2 separate regions of the Homo sapiens genome follow, and region 1 is linked to region 2. The links are chromatin loops, found by intact Hi-C in ENCODE. Cell type or tissue: ascending aorta. All regions are shown on one strand. Links, peaks and the distances in the headings refer to the core of each region. The heading gives the core; the rest is flanking DNA.

Region 1 (2,896 bases), core at 109-2,608, 120 kb before region 2:
CCACACTTCCTCCTGCCAGGAACATGGTTGCCGCGATAGTGCCAGGCGGGGGACACCATCCGGCCAGTGCTGGACAAGGAGAGGGGAGGAGCCAGACCCATGCCCTCCTCCATGTCTGACCCGAGCTTGAGGCTGTGGGGCAGGTATGAGGTGAGCCTCTATTCCTGCCGGAGCAGAAGCTGCCACCTTACTGTGGGTCTGCACTGGGTGGCCAGCATGAGGTGCCCGGGTAAGGCGGCTGGCCCTCGCCTGCAGGACAGACCAGCTGTGACAGTCATCTTCCTGGGTGAGCTGGGTGTTAGCAGTGTGGGGAAAAGGCGTTGGAGAAGGTGCCTTCCCTGGAGACAGGTTAGGCCCTGAGGCAGAGTCCTGAGCAGCCTACACCCCAGACCAATTAAATCCGAGCCTCTGCTGCGAGTCTCGGCCCCAGTGTTTGTGAAAGCTCCCCAGGTGATTCAACCCCTCCAGGGCTGAAAACCGCCAGTCTAGGGAGAGAAAACCCAGGTGTAGGGCTCTGTGAGCGCTTTAGATCGGAGCAAAGCAGCAGCACTGAAGCAACAGAACCCAGGAAGAGGCTGAACTCAGATGGGCAGGGCCGGCTGCACAGCAAGGTCAGCCTCCCTTCCAAGGGGCTCCTTCCTTCTCCCTCCGGTCCTCGAGGCCCTGGTGTTGTTTTCCTCCAGGAAGGGTCATCCCCACCCCACCTTTAGCCCCCGTCTTAACCCAGCAAGATCCTCTGGAGCTCCTCCCTCCCCTGCCACCCTACCCCACCGTTTCTGGGAAACTGCCCCGGGCAGGCTCCTGAGTGGTCATCCCCGGACTCTCTGCATTGGTGAAGCTCACAGCCCAGTGCCAGCCCACGCCCCAAACTGAGGCCCCTCTCCAGTGTCAGGGAGGTGGAGGACTGCCTGAGGCCCCTCAACCTACATCTGTCCTTGGACCCAGAGCATGGAGAGAGGGCAGCCCACCAGGGTCACTGACCTCAGAGCCCAGACTTTTGCTCTGAGCTGGGGAGGGTCCCAGGCTTGGCAGGGTTGGGGCTCAGGAGGAATTGGGGGAGGGCCCGAGTCAGTGTGGTCCCTCCTTCCTGGAGGAGAGCTCTTGGAGGCCAGGCGAGAGTTCTGCTTCTGGGAATTAGGAATGAAGAGGTCCTGTCTGGAGACCAGGTCAGAATCCCATCCAGCCTCAGGGCAGGGTGGCCCCAGCACCCCTCCCATCATTCCTGGGATGAACTCCCGGAGTGGCGTGACCCTGATGTGACATGCCGAGCTCTCCCTGGCCTCCTTCATAACAGGTTCTGCAGGGACAGACTGACCTAATCTCCTCCTGGGGTAGGACTGAGGATGCCACAGACCAGAGGTGAGGCGACCTTCACAGGGTCGCGCAGCACCTGGTGGTCTGGTCAGTTCTAGAATCCCGGACTCCAGAGGCCTGCTCCTGTGGACTTTCCAAACACTGCCATGACTCACTAATGGTGACACATACCGAGCATGGCCTGTGTGCCCTGCCCCCTCTTGGAAGCTCACTGAGGGGAGAGTGTGGGTGTGCAGCCCTTTGCTACCAGGGAGCCCACAGCATGGGTGTGGACACCCCTTCTCGCACACACACAAAAACCCCAAAAGCCTCAAGGCAGCAGTGTCTCTGCTAAGCCTCGTGGCTCAGACTGGACCTGGGATGGGGACAGGTAGGGTCTGGGTGAGCAGTGTGGCAGGCAGAGGGTGCAGGAGGGTGAGTAGGAGACCAGCTGAACACATATGTGGACAGGCGGGGAGGCTCCCAGTCACGAGGCCGAGCCTCACTGTGCAGGAGGGAAGCTCACTCTCTCTCTCCAGCTGTGGGGCTGGATGGAGCAGGGACAGGGAGGGGCCCAGGACAGTGGAGGGTCTCTCAGGCTGTGTCCAGGCTGGGTTTTCTCCCTCCCTACCCCTCCCTCCTTCCTGCCCATTGCTGTATGAGAGGGCACCCAGGCATTCGCTTTTAGAGTTGTCTTTAGGGTTGTGGAAATGGAGAGAAATCAGGGCCTGGTAGGAAGGATGGGGGCAGGAGGCTCTGCACAGCAGTGTCAAGAATTCAGGAATCAAGTCACTGGGAGAAATGTGGCTTCTCTCTGGCCCCAGCCCCTCACTGGGGTCTTAAGCTCCCAGCCCTCGCCAGCCACCTCCTCCCTCATCCAAGTTAAACGAGCCTGGAGTTGGATAAGAATTCCAGGCCAGGACCTTTGGGAAGTAGAAACCGCCAATCTTATCCACTGGGCTCTGAGGAATTTGGCAGGGCCAGGAGGAAGGGGCTCCACGGACTGGGCTGGACACCCCAGCCTATCTCCCCCACCCTGGAGCAGGGGGCGCGCTCATTATTAATAGCCCCACAATAAACCCCAGCGATAAGGCTCTCCTCTTCCCACCACGCAGATAGTTCTTCCAGTTCAGAACAAAGAAACAGAGAACAAACAGCCAGGTTTCGTGGAGGGGTTTTGTCCATAGAACAAATCTCTGGGTTGATGCCACAGCGCACGGCCAAAGAGGTCTCACATCTTGGTCTGCCTGACCTGCCAGGGGATTCTCTTTGCTGTACAGAAGAAGCGCCCATGCAACCTCACCTCGGCTCCTCTGTTCAGCTGTCCCTCTCCCTGCCAGCTGAAAGCTAACCCAGGCCTGGCAGCCAGTTCCAATAAGGCCTCCCCTATAGCCCCACAGTCTGAGTTTTCTGCCAAAGCAGGGTCAGAGGTGCACCGTTGGGTGGTGGGCTAATTCCTTCCCCTGAGTGCGTCCTGTCTCCAGTTTGGAAAAGCCCAGGTTCCTAGCTGGAGGTCTTTTTTTTTTTGAGACAGGGGCTCACCTGTCACCCAGGCTGAAGTGCAGTGGTGTGATTATGGCTCATCGCAGCCTTGAATTCCTAT
Region 2 (2,896 bases), core at 144-2,643:
GTGGAGGCCAGGTGTGTGGCTTTGGAGCCTGGCCTACTGACCACAATACCGTACTGCCCCTCACTCGGGTGGAAGGACCCAAGCACAGGGGGGTGTCAGAGGCCAGAGGGAAGCAAGGAGGTCTCCTGTTTCAGAGGCCAGAGGGAAGCAAGGAGGTACCCTGTTTCAGAGGCCAGAGAGAAGCAAGGAGGTTCTCTGTTTCAGAGGCCAGAGGGAAGCAAGGAGGTTTTTGGGAGAGGGGTCAGAAAACGTCAGGATGTGAAGCTGGTGTGGGTAGCGTTAGGGGTCACGGCCAGGCTGGGCTTGGCTGCGGTGAGCTGTGGGCAGTAGGCAATGAACTGGCTCACAGCTCGAGTCAGGGTCTGGTGATCTTAGCAGGCCTGTGGAGCTTGTTCCCGCCACAGGAGGGGCCAGTGAGGGTGGCTGTCTCCCGCAAGCTTTTCCCTGTCTGTCCCTGGAGGCACCTTTGCTCCGCAGCGGCTTTCTGTCCTGTTATGGAGAAAAGCACTGATGGCCGGCTCTTCCCCTGCAGCCTGGCCTGGGGGCTGCAGCCAACCTGGGAAGGAGCTGCAGTCTGAGGATCCCTCTGGGTTCCCTCTGGCTGGGAACCCTGGGCAGACCTCGAGCCCTGGACCGAGACACCGTGGTCATGTGGTGCCTCCAGAGCAGCTGGCCAGGGCTGGGCACAGGGCACGATGTCTCCAAGGCTGCCAAAACATCTGCAGAAGACCCCAGATGCTTTCCAAATGCCCCTGCCACAGCGGAGCTTGGATGAGCAAAAGAGGAAGTGGAGCATCTGAACTCTTCTAGGGGCCACTCAAGGAAGGGGTTTCTGGAGAAGGCCGGTTTGGAGCAAGGCTTTGAGAGGGAGAACTTCAGGCACCATGACCAGCGATTTGGCCAGGATGACACTGGGCTCCCTCTCGCTAGCCTCTCTGTGATGATCACCAGTAGTAACTGATAAACCTGAAACAATGAATACTGACAAGAGGGCAGTAATCACTGTGATTTTACATTCGGCTAACTCGCTGCTGCAGAGATGGAGACTAGATGGTAAATAACGGGCAAAGACTGTAAATCACCCCGAAAACTGATCGATCCAGCAGCAGATTGACCCAACGTCCTCGCCCCGGTGCCTGGGTCTCGGGGGCCATCATAGGGGACAGCGCTGGGAGTCCCAGGGTTGCTCCGGTGCAGGAGTAGGGGTATCCCCACCCCGGGAGACTGGGCCTGAGTTCCAGTCCAGCTCTGCCAACTGCTTGCTGTGCTACTCTGGGCTGGTTGTTCGCCCACTCTGGGCTCGTCTTCCTTCAGCTGTGAAATGGTGGGCTCCGATATTCTACAATTCCAAGTCTCCTCTGCCCCACCCAGATACCTTAAGACTCCTGGACCCTTTTAGGAAGGGGCCAGTCCTGTCCAGACTCCTAGGAGGGCTCAGGCACCGGGAGGGAATAGAGTGGATGAGGGTCCTGCCAAGGCCCCTGCCTGGCCAGTGACAGGAAAGCAGTGGATCATGGCACAGGGAGCGATTTTACTGGAAAGATGAAAGGAAATTGCATCTTTAATAATTCACCGGCCGGTTTGAAGGGAGGCAGGTTGGCGGGGCTGTGGAGCCGCCAGGCGATCCCAGCCTCTGTTCCTGGAAATCCTCCGGCTCCAGAGCTTGCCCGAGAGACCCGGGGCCCTCCATCTCCTCCTGGCCCAGGGACAGCGGGAGCCGACAGAGTCTAGACCAGGGTGAGAGGTTAAAACACAGCCATCCTGGGAACCCACTAAATTGATATCCCCAGCAAAAAGGGAGCCAAAATAATCGATACAGCAGCGGCCCAGGAAAGTGGCCAAGCTCGAGCCCCAGCCCAGCCCGGTGGAGTCGCTGCAGAAAAGGAGGGCTTGGGCTCTAGCCAACTGCATGGGGCTTTGGCGAGCATACTGGCTTTGGGGGCTCTGCCTGGGGTCACCAAGAATGGAAAGGGACCTGGAGGCAGGCAGGGGTCACCAATGCTGAGTAGCCTGTCCAGCTAGTGGGGTGGGTGCAGGGGCCACACTGCCTGGTGTCCTCCATGGGTCCTCGTTTTGTCCTTCCTTCCTGGTCTCTCTCAGGTGGGAATGCTTTGGCTCATGCTGAAGCATCAGGACCTTCAGCTTGGGAGCCCTGAGTGCCAGATAGAGAAAGAAACAACTGAAGCCAGGAAGATGTGGCCCAGGACACAGATGGAAGGTGCCAAAGACAAAGCTAGCTGAAGAGTCAAAAGTTCTGGAGTCCACACATGTTGGTTTGACTCCCAGCCCAGTCCCTCGGGCAAATCACTCCTGGGCCTGCAGCCGGTCCCTGTGAATGGGACCTCAAGGGACACGAAGAGGTGCAAGACCTTGTGCTCCCAGGAGGAGCTTTGCATCTGTAGGCTATCGTCATTATTAGGCCTTTTCCTCAAAGGCTGTAGAATTGTGGTTGACTCCACTGAAATTTCAAAGCTCTCCTGGGTGGGTTAGCCTAGGTAGAAACGGGATTAGAGGGGAGTGAACTCCATAAAGGAGAACAGACTAGGGGATGGAGGGAATCTGGGGGCCAAAATGGGCTCACGCAGAACAGCTGTTAAAATCTGTCTCTCCTCCCTCCGTTCCTGCCTCCCTCTCCTGCTAATTAACAAAGACAACTCAAGAATTACAGAGAAGGCCAGGCGCGGTGGCTCACACCTATAATCCCAGCACTTTGGGAGGCCGAGGCAGGCGGATCACATGAGGTCAAGAGTTTGAGACCAGCCTGGCCAACATGGTGAAACCCCGTCTGTACTGAAAATACAAAAATTACCTGAGTGTGGTGGCACGTGCCTGTAATCCCAGCTACTTGGGAGGCTGAGGCAGGAGAATTGCTTGAACCTGGGAGGTGGAGGTTGCA

What was found. A loop is a pair of places that touch in the nucleus more often than their neighbours do. Peaks named below come from ENCODE experiments on the same cell type or tissue, not always from the same donor. Only the 100,000 strongest peaks of a DNase experiment are listed, where the experiment ranks them.
Region 1: it touches region 2 in a loop (2.4-fold over the local background); 2 of 110 quality-filtered maps call a loop at or near these places.

The regions. Positions count from the first base shown.
Region 1 is chr18:48,989,451-48,992,346 of GRCh38, reverse strand. No RefSeq gene overlaps it. Among named protein-coding and RNA genes, the nearest start is that of DYM-AS1, 33 kb to the left of the region's middle. RefSeq lists a silencer at 1,125-1,273 and an enhancer at 789-1,418. In ascending aorta, for the core only: no CTCF peak of the experiment used is centred there; a DNase peak (open chromatin) is centred at 1,476; H3K27ac peaks cover 2,500 bases.
Region 2 is chr18:48,873,842-48,876,737 of GRCh38, reverse strand. No RefSeq gene overlaps it. Among named protein-coding and RNA genes, the nearest start is that of CTIF-AS1, 33 kb to the right of the region's middle. In ascending aorta, for the core only: CTCF peaks have their summits at 388 and 1,636; no DNase peak of the experiment used is centred there; H3K27ac peaks cover 1,511 bases.